Linked DNA regions of Homo sapiens: region 2 is linked to region 1. A link is an interaction called in ENCODE POLR2A ChIA-PET data of the cell type or tissue named here. Cell type or tissue: MCF 10A. All regions are shown on one strand.

Region 1 (5,000 bases):
CTTAGGGCACTAATTTATTTGACATTCAATTGTATTTGTACTTTGGCTTCAGATAAGTGTTTTTATCACGGCTGAATTACCCAAGAAAGGACTCCAGCAGCACTGGGTGACTGTGCTTCTTTAGATAGCTTTCGGGAGAGAGGGAGAGGTGATGAAGCACACATTTTTCCTGAAACTCTGACATTGTGGGAATTAGATTAATTCAGAAAACATTTGTTGAACACCGTCTGTATGCATAGCATGTTAAGGAAGTATTCCAAATAAGTAGGGAAGTGGTTTGCAGCTGTAATTGCAAAGAATAGATATAGAGGATGGCATGGAGCAATCAGAAGGAAAAATGCATAAACAAACTCCAAAACATTAGGGTAGGAAGAGGCCTTTAGAAAACATTACCCTGTCCACCCCATGCCTCTCTGATATTGCAGATAAGGAAACAAAAGCTCAGAAAGCCAAATGACTTGGCCCAGTGTCACACTCCAAGTTAGTGGCATTTAGTAATGGAGAGTATATGAAAATCTGTGAAGAATTTCCAGAAAGGAGGTTTACCAGCACATCATTCTTTATAGAGTAGATTTAAACCCACTTTTCCATTTTATCCTTAACTTGACCTTCATAGAGTTCTGTCTCCAAATCTGTCCTCTTGTCCTTCCAGCCAGTGAAAAGGAGGTTTCTTTTGTCTTTTCTAATGTTACAGTCCCTCACATGGCCTGAATCTTGGTCCTGGAAGCCAAGATTGGAATCCATCCTTTCTAGCCTTTTTTTTTTTTTTTTTGCCTCCCTATCCACTTACTCCTTCTGGTTTATCTTGAAGCCTGTTAATTTCTCCCATCTTAAAATGTCTGTCTTTGACCCGGATACCTTATTTGGTTGCTCCCCTCCTGCAGAAGTGGTCTTCTCCCACTGCTTGTACCCCTCTCCATGTAATTATCTAGCTTCTCTTCCTTCTTCAATTTACTTTCCAGGATGTTGCCAGTAACTCCCTCCTTGCCACGTCTAAATGTCCCTCTCTGTCCCTATTCCCTTAGATTCCTTCTCAAGCTCTACTACCCTGACTTTCCTTTTTGAAGCTACTCTTTTGACTTTGGGGACATGGTACCTTCTGGGTAATTTTTTACATTTCTGATCATGCTTTTTCCAGGTGCTTTTCATTCCTTTTACTCCAAGTGTGTGGTTATCCCAAAAGATTCTGTCCTATTTCCTGTTCTGGCTCTTCTGCCTTCATGAGCTTATCTATGTCACAAAATCTGGGATCTCTTGAATAACAGAGTCTGAAAAGACTTAACAATGACTTCATCCAGCTCTGAGAGCCAGAGAGATGAAAGGAATGTTCCCAAAGCGACTCTTTTTTGTAGGAGAAACCCACCGTAGATTCGACAGCCCTGGGCCTTCACTTCAAGCCTCTGTTTAGACTTCCCTCTTGCCTCTCGGACCCCAGAAACACCAGCTTGACATCATTGCCTGTTCGGTTCCCTAAGCGACTTTCCTTCCTAGTGTCTCTGCTGATCAGTGGCACTGCCGTTTGTGGCTGTGGCTCCAGTGTGATCCTAACCTTCAGAAGACCTGAGTCTGAGGCCGGAATCCACCAGCACCTAGCTTTACGGACTTAGAACAACAGTGCCTGGCTCATGGGAGTGGCTCAATGCATTTGTCTAGTTCTCTTTCTTCTCTTCTGCATCTAATTTGTCATCATAGCCCATCGTGTTTCTCTTTGCAATCCAACTCAGATTTCGATGTGTTTCATACTCCGTTAGCTTCTTGTTCTGATCCCAGTACTCATTTCAACCTTCGTCATCCTTCCTCCTGCAACAAATCGGCAACCCACCTAGAATCCGCCTGCCATTTTAGTCCTCCTGAAACCCTCGTGTCCATCTCCCAGCCTCAGCTCACATCCTTGCATATCCTGTCTAATTTCTCTACTTGGCCTTTTATGATCTGCCCCTTGATACCTTGCTTATGCTTTTCATCCTACACAGAGTTTTCTTGGATCACTCTAACCAATTCCGATTTTACCTTTCTCCGACCATTTATCACTAATAATTAATAAAATGTATGGAACTGATTGGGAAACTCAAGCAATGGTCAGAGAATGCTCTGACCCTGATGCTCTGTGGGTGAGTTGGGACCGTGTTGGGCATCGGTTTCCCATGATGCTTGGTGCACTGTTAACTACAAGGACAGACTTGAGAGAAATCTTGTGGCAAGGAGAAGATCGGGACAAGAGAAAGGATCCTCCTGCCCACAAGTTTAATGTGAACATCACTTGAATGCGTCCAAATGCAGAAAGAAGGAACCTGCTATGAAGGAAGTAGGCAAAGATAGTGGGGGTGGAAGAATAGAGGTAAGATCTCTTCTGGAAGCAGAAGAGTAGGAGTGTTGGTGGGTGAAATTCTGAGATGAGGACACCGGAGGTGTGTAGGGTGAGAGAGGCCAGGTGATGATTGCTGCTTTGGGAGGCCGCAGTGGCTCCCAGGTCCAGTGGGAGGGGACACCCGGAGAAGGCAATTAGAGAGAGGGAAGTTACAGTCACTAGAGCAAATGAACAAAGGAGAGTAAGAGAATAAATTAAGGATTAATTGAGTCTGAGTGATTAGGGCTGCCCAAAAGAAATACTGGTTTAGAGTCAGAAGCTGTATTTCAAATGAGCAGCTGTCAGGGGGTGAGGTGACTTCCAGGGGCACTGTTAGAGTGTCCAGTGGATCAGTTTCATCCCCTTACTTTCCTCTTTATTAATCACGGGAAGAACATTGGGATGAGGACCCTGCCAACAAATGGTTGTGTGACCTTGGGGCTGGTGGGGTCAGATAGAGATTTGTTTGAGAGAGGTAAAATGGGGAGGTTGTTTTCTCAGAGGGACTTGCGGTAATTTCCATTGTCATGTTCGTAGTCTTAGGGTCAACCAGACTCAAACCATTCTGCAGGATGAGCATAACAAAATCTCACCCTGGGACTGGAAAGAAAAGCTTTGAATGATCCTGGGGTCCCTGGAAATCCTCATCCTGGTGGATTACAGGCCCTGAAAGCTGACAACAAGCTTTGAGCCAGGATTCTTGATGATGGGTGGTTTTCTTTCAGGGAAGAGGAGATGTTAACAATAAGAGAAGCTTGCAGACAGGCATTTAGAAGGAGCTAGGAGAAGAATTCTCTCATGTCAGTAGCCCTCTTAGGGACTACTTAGGTTCGGATCCATTTAGTAACTGAACTCCTAGTGAGCTTGTTTGCAAATCCTCTCTATTGTCCCAGCCGTGAAGTACTTCTCTGGCTTCCATAGTTACCTTCTCCCTGGCTGGTGAAGAAGTGGCCCATGTTTCTGGGGTTTCCCAGAATGTTACAGTCAGCCTCAAAGCCCATGTGGAAGGTATATTTCCTGGTTTCTATTGCAAAAGTTCTGTAGTGGTGTTGCTGCAATGAAATGGAAGTCCAAGGCATTCCCTGTTAGTGACGGAGTGTTCAGAGGACCTACACGTAATTGCTTTCATGTTCGTTACCCAAGTAGGGGACAGAGAGAGAGGAGCCACTGACACGTGAACCCAGGGAGACCTCCCCTGGATGGCTGGGTGCAGGTACTTACCACCCACCAACCGATGATGAGTATCTGCCAATTTACTGGAAGAAAACCTGAAATCTAGCTGTGGAGCCAAGATAGATGCAGAAGAAAGCGAGTGGAACAGGAGAAAGTGTATAGGAACTCAGAGGCTGGCAGGGCCTTCCTGAGTCTGGGAAGGGCTGAGGCGGGAACGAGGACACATTTGCTCCCTGGGACACGTGGTTCTTAGTGTGCAGGGGAAACCCGCATGTGGTCACTGAGGGAGAGGCACAGGCCCACACATCTCATCACCATGAAGGAAGGAACAATTCAATGTGGCCAATTTGTTTTTCTACTATGGCAAGCACTTTTTTTCCTTTAACATTTTTGGTATTTTAAGAGTTTTTGCACATTTATTCTGCTTCTAATGAAGTTTTAATTGTTTCTCTTTCCTCCTGAGTTTAGAATCTGATTCATAATGTACATGGGAACCCATGAATTTCACTCATATTTAATGCATAACCAAAGATATAAACTGAAATGATACATTTTGAGAAGATCAAGAAAAGAAAAAGAAAGCTTACAGGAAAAATGATATCCTTAGTCTTGAGTCAATTGGGATATTGTTAAAATGAAGCCGAACAGCACACTGAGGTGATAGCCACTAGAAGTTGTATTCTCTTCTTTTCCACAGCAGGTTTCTGGTTTTCAAAATAAAAGCAATTATGATTTAAATTCTTCTAGCTTTTGCTAGAGTTTATATTTATTTCATAATCAAAGAAACTTTACATGAGGAAAGTTCGGTCTCACACACACGCACACATGTGTGCACAAATGAATGAAAGATATTCCACCATATTTTTTTTCACCAATTTTGACTGTGGTGTAGAATTCAGTTAAATTAGTTCATGTGTAGCAGTGAATTGTCTGTTGATCTCTGTTATTTCTTCCAGTGCTTTGGGGTTTTTATTTTTATGGTTCCTTTCCCTTTGTCTTTCCCTTTCCCTCCCCTCCCTTCCCCCTTCCCTCCTTTTCCCTTCCCTCCCTTTCCCTTTCTCTCCCCCCCCTTCCTCCCCTTTCCCTCCCCTTCCCCTCCCCTTCCCGTTCCCTACCCTCTCCTCCCCTTCTCTCTCTCTCTCTCTCTCTTTCTCTTTATCTCTCTCCCTCCCCTCCCCTCCCCTCCCCTCTCGTCTTCTCTCCTCTTCTCTCCTCGGGGCTCATGAGTGAGTTACTTTTGAGAGATGCTATTTTGATAGTGGCAGGACCAGCAACAAACCTGTACCATCTCAGCATTCAGGAACAATGGTGTCCACATGTCTTTTTGAGGTTGTACAGGGCATTCTTAAGGCACATTTGAATAGTCCCACAGGCTGAGAGGAGTTCCTCTGATCTTAAATACAGCATCAGCCTGAGGAGTAACCATTTCTAGTCAGGAGATCAGAGCTTTTTTACGCCGTGGCCTACCTACTGCTGTTGG
Region 2 (5,000 bases), 100 kb after region 1:
ACTTGAAACAGAAACCGAGTATGTGCCTGTTCCAGTAATGGATATGTCAGGGTGGAATAATCACCCTAACAGAGGCAGCCACCCAAAGTTTTTGTGTTTTGACTAGAGAAAATGACTCTTAGCGATGCATAAGACACCCCTCAACATGTTCTTTGAATGGTTGCTGATGTTATTTAGCAATAATTCAAATTAAGTGATGTTTCTTGCTGTAAAGAAAAACTGAGCTGTAAGCAGGATAGTGATATGATTATAGAACTCAGTCAGAAAGATCTAAGTTAGGAGTTTGCTACTTGGAATCTATCTGTATTTCCTTAAGACTTCAGTTTTCTCATCTGCTGGGTGAGGATATAAGTACTTGAAAAGGTATACGGTATTTAGCCAGTGCTAACTTAGCCATTGTTTTTGTTGTTGTGTGTAATGATGCAGACGTCATGATGACTGCTGAAGGAGCAGAGGAGGACCTTTACAATCAACACCCTTTAGGAAATGGTGGTGGGCCAAGGACAGAGTCAAAGGTTTTTAAGCAGTGGGGTGTGGCATGGACATTGATCTTGCAGCTATTTTCTTTTCTTTTTAAATTTTACTTTGCTTTAAGTTCCAGGATACATGTGCAGAATGTGCAGGTTTGTTACGTAGATAAACATGTGCCATGGGTGGTTTGCTGCACCCATCAACTCGTCACCTAGGTATTAAGACCCACATGCATTAGCTATTTGCCCTGATGCTCTCTCTCCTCTAGCCCCCACCGACAGGCCCCAGTGTGTGTTGTTCCCCTCCCTGCGTCCATGTGTTCTCATTGTTCAGCTCCCACTTATGAGCGAGAACATGCGGTGTTTGGTTTTCTGTTCCTGTGTTCGTTTGCTGAGGATGATGGTTTCCAGCTTCATCCATGTCTCTGCAAAAGACATGATTTCATTCCTTTTTATGGCTGCATAGTATTCCATGGTGTATATGTGCCACATTTTCTTTATCCAGTCTATCATTGATGGGCATTTGGGTTGGTTCCATGTCTTCGCTATTGTGAATAGTGGTGCAATAAACATATGTGTGCATGTATCTTTATAGTAGAATGATTTATATTCCTTTGGTATATACCCAGTAATGGGATGGCTGGGTCAAATGGGATTTCTGGTTCTAGATCCTTGAGGAATTGGCACACTATCTTCCACAATGGTTGAACTAGTTTACATTCCCACCAACAGTGTAAAAGTGCTCTTATTTCTTCACAGCCTTGCCAGCATCTGTTGTTTCTTGACTTTTTAATAATCGCCATTCTGATTGGCATGAGATAGTATCTCATTGTGGTTTTGATTTGCATTTCTCTAATCATCAGTGATGTTGAGCTTTTTTTCACGTTTGTTGGCTGCATGAAACAAAAATTAACTCAAGATGGATTAAAGACTTAAATGTAAAACCCAAAACCATAAAAACCCCAGAAGAAAATCTAGGCAATGCCATTCAGGACATAGGCGTGGACAAAGATTTTATGATGAAATCACCAAAAGCAATTGCAACAAAAGCTGAAATTGACAAATGGGATCTCATTAAACTAAAGAGCCTGTGGACAGCAAAAGAAACTATCATCAGAGCAAACAGGCAACCCGCAGAATGGGAAAAAATTTTTGCAGTTACCCATCTGACAAAGGTGTAAATATCCAGAATTTACAAGGGACTTGAATAAATTTATAAGAAAAGAAAACCCCATCAAAAAGTGGGCAAAGGATATGAACAGACACCAGCAGCCATTTTCTAAGGGCTTTGGTAACAGTCACTGTGCTGGTTGCTGAATCAGATTTGTGTTTTAAAAAGATGAGTCAGAGTGTGTGTATTTAGACAGGGAAACCAATTAGGATGCTCTTGCATGGGTGAGAGATAGTGAAGGTCTGGACAAAGAGTAGATGTATGTGATGGACAATTTGGAGCAAGAATGAACAAGAGACAAAGCGGTGAAGATTTTGAGATTTGGGGGGAGGGGAAGGAATGAATTAGGAAGAATTAAAGGTTTCTAGTGTTGGCAGTTGAGTAACTTGTGGCTTTATTAATGGATGTAGGACAGATAAAAGGAACAAGTTGGTAGGGGATCAAACAGAAGACAGGGTCTTCCCTAGAAAGTCTTTAACTGAAACCTAAACTGTTCTGTGTGTGTGTGTTTTAAATAACGATGGACCTTTATTACCCATCATTATTCTGGCAGTTCAACTTGGCGATAATATTTCTATAAAATAACTGTGGTGCACTGATGCAATACATTTGGAATAATGAATTTAATGTTGAGTTGAGCTGGCATGGAACAGTTATAGATAGTCTGGGGGATGTGTATGTGTAGCATTTTTTTTTTGCAGGGATAGTTGTTGAAGGTTATAAACTATAATCAATAAATCTTTTTTTTTTAATTTTCCCAATAATTTTGCAGACAATCTGCAAAACCGTTATTTTAGGCCACAGGTAGAAAATGAGCAACATAAATTTAGATGATGCTTCTCTGAATTGTTACATATTTTTCATTTAAGTTACCCCAAGGCTGTGTTTGTATTGGAAATAAAGAAGTGGTTTTCTGCTGTAAAAATACTGTTTTGCTACTAGGCAAACAGGGTTTTTGTTTTGTTTTTTATTCTGAAAAGGTAGATTTTATCTACTTTTAAAATTTTCTGGGTTGGTACTCATGACTTTCAAAAATTTTCATTCTAAAGGACAGTAGATTTAAAGGGTGGATGACCTTGGGAAGCAGCTTTGTCATAAATTGATAAGTGCAATTTAAGAGGGAGATGAGTAGGAATAAAAACTGCAACTTGCAAGAGGGGCTCTGGGCTGCATTGCAGTCACAAGATAACATTGCTAACTTCCAGTGAAATCCCTGGTGGGAAGCAGCTCAGGAGTTATGGATGCGGATTATGAGTTATGTAGTTTTTATGCAAATAAGATTCTGGGCTTCTCTTCAATTTAGATTTACGTTTCCAAACACTCCTAGTGGGGCTGGTTTGGTACTCCATTGTTATTTTATGATGACACAAATAAGAGGCTTTATCCAATGATAAGCGTGTGATTCATTGCTGTTCTGAAGAGCTGTGAGCCGAGTGCTTTGGTGCAGGCAGCCTGAGATATGTTGAAACCTGCAGTGATTCAGTGATGAAGATATCCCTTGCAAGGCTTGAAGGACTATTGGCTGAGGAAAGTCGGTTGCAGCTTATTTTCAGTTTTTGGTTGGTCAGTGAAACACTCCAAACCTGCTTACCTAGCTTTCTAAAAACAATGTAGATTTTCAGGCAGGTGCAGTGGTGTGCCTGTAATCCCAGCTACTCATGAGGCTGAGGAGGGAGGATTGCTTGAGCATAGGGGTTTGAGACCAGTCTGGGCAACATAGCAAGACCCTATCTCAAAAAAAAATGTAGTTTTTAAACTAAAGAATTCAATAATGGCCTGTACAGATTTGGACCTCCGTCCTATCCCTAGAGGGACATTTTATAGACTTCATTATATATAATATATGTTGTTTAAAGTGTATTATATGTATGTATGTTTTTCCTATTTTCTTCTTGTTAGCTTTAAGGATGAAGTAGGATTTTTAAAACAGTTGTTAAAGTTCCTCAAAACAGTTGTTTAAGTTCCTCTGTAGCAGGCCACCATTCTTGTCAGCAATAAAGGTGAAGAATGCCCCATTACAGAAAAGAAAATAAACACTTTCTCATTGTTCATACTTTCTACTCTTGTACTAAGCTTCAGATGCCACTGGGCGCCAGTTGCTTTCCAAGCCTCAAGGATCCTTAGGGATGTTGGGGCTTTCTTTGGTGACTGTTGTCTCCTTGTTTGCTCAAATTAAGCTCCCCAGCAAAAGAGGGAAGTGAAATAAATTAATACATGAAACCAAGAACTGTTACTGAATAATGGTATATATATATTTTTTTCTTTTCTTTTTTTTTTTTTTTTGACAGAGTCTCGCTCTGTTGTCCAGGCTGGAGTGCAGTGGTGCGGTCTCAGCGCACTGCAATCTCCACCTCCCGAGTTCACGCCACTCTCCTACCTCAGCCTCCCAAGTAGCTGGGACTACAGGCGCCCACCACCACGCTCGGCTAATTTTTTGTATTTTTTAGTAGAGATGGGGTTTCACAATGTTAGCCAGGATGGTCTTGATCTCCTGACCTTGTGATCCACCCACCTCCACCTCCCAAAGTGCTGGGATTACAGGCATGAGCCGAATAGTGGCGTATTTAAGAAAGAAAGGGGAAATTAGATTCCATTTTGGAATTTTATTGAGCGGAAAGGATAGATGATTTGATTGGAAACTAAAGGGAGATACTTCCAGTTTTGTATTGGAAGACAAGTTATTAAACTTTCACGAAATAATGTTGATGTTCATTTAAATGTTCTTACAGTTTGTTTCTAAATGATTTAGTAGTTTATGTAGGACCAGCTATTTAATGATCCTTTGATCATTAAATATGCAGTTATATATCTCATTGGGATGAATGGGAATGGCTAGGATTGTTACTGATTCTTGCCCCTAAAAAGAGAAGTTGAATTCAGAATCTCTTAGAAGGCATAAAAATTTACCATCACCATGGCATTGAGGAAGGCAACACAGGCATAAAGTGATCTCATTGTTCAACCTCGTCACCATTTAACCAGCTGTTTCCTTACATATGGTGGCACCCTTTCTGAGAGCCTGTAAGTATTTTTTATAGCCCTAATCATGTGCTGTCCCTCTTAATCCTGGGCATTTACCCTGCTGTTCCCTCTGCTGAACCTCACACATGTGTTCCCTCTCTAACTCTGGTTAGACATTTAGGCTTCTTTCTGTTGGAGAGACCTGCCCTGGTCCTTCAATCGTGGCTTGGGCTCTGTGTTCTCTGACCTCTTCCTCTGCTGTATTCCTGGCCATCATGTCAAGTGTTTCTCAAAATGTGTTCCGTGGGACCCCACCCAGGTGCTATTCTCCACAAAATCTATTCTCAGAAAGTTCTAGAATGGATAGTAAGATAGCTGCACTACATTGTGAAGGTACT

Evidence for each region. Peaks named below come from ENCODE experiments on the same cell type or tissue, not always from the same donor. Only the 100,000 strongest peaks of a DNase experiment are listed, where the experiment ranks them.
Region 2: POLR2A ChIA-PET joins it to region 1 with 7 read pairs; 3 of 35 experiments call an interaction of 5 or more read pairs at or near these places.

Annotation. Positions count from the first base shown.
Region 1 is chr1:237,046,635-237,051,634 of GRCh38, forward strand. All of the region lies in intron 1 of RYR2 (ryanodine receptor 2), which reads left to right. Among named protein-coding and RNA genes, the nearest start is that of RYR2, 7.0 kb to the left of the region's middle. In MCF 10A, no CTCF peak of the experiment used is centred here; no DNase peak of the experiment used is centred here.
Region 2 is chr1:237,151,272-237,156,271 of GRCh38, forward strand. All of the region lies in intron 1 of RYR2 (ryanodine receptor 2), which reads left to right. Among named protein-coding and RNA genes, the nearest start is that of RYR2, 110 kb to the left of the region's middle. In MCF 10A, no CTCF peak of the experiment used is centred here; DNase peaks (open chromatin) are centred at 1,800 and 3,080.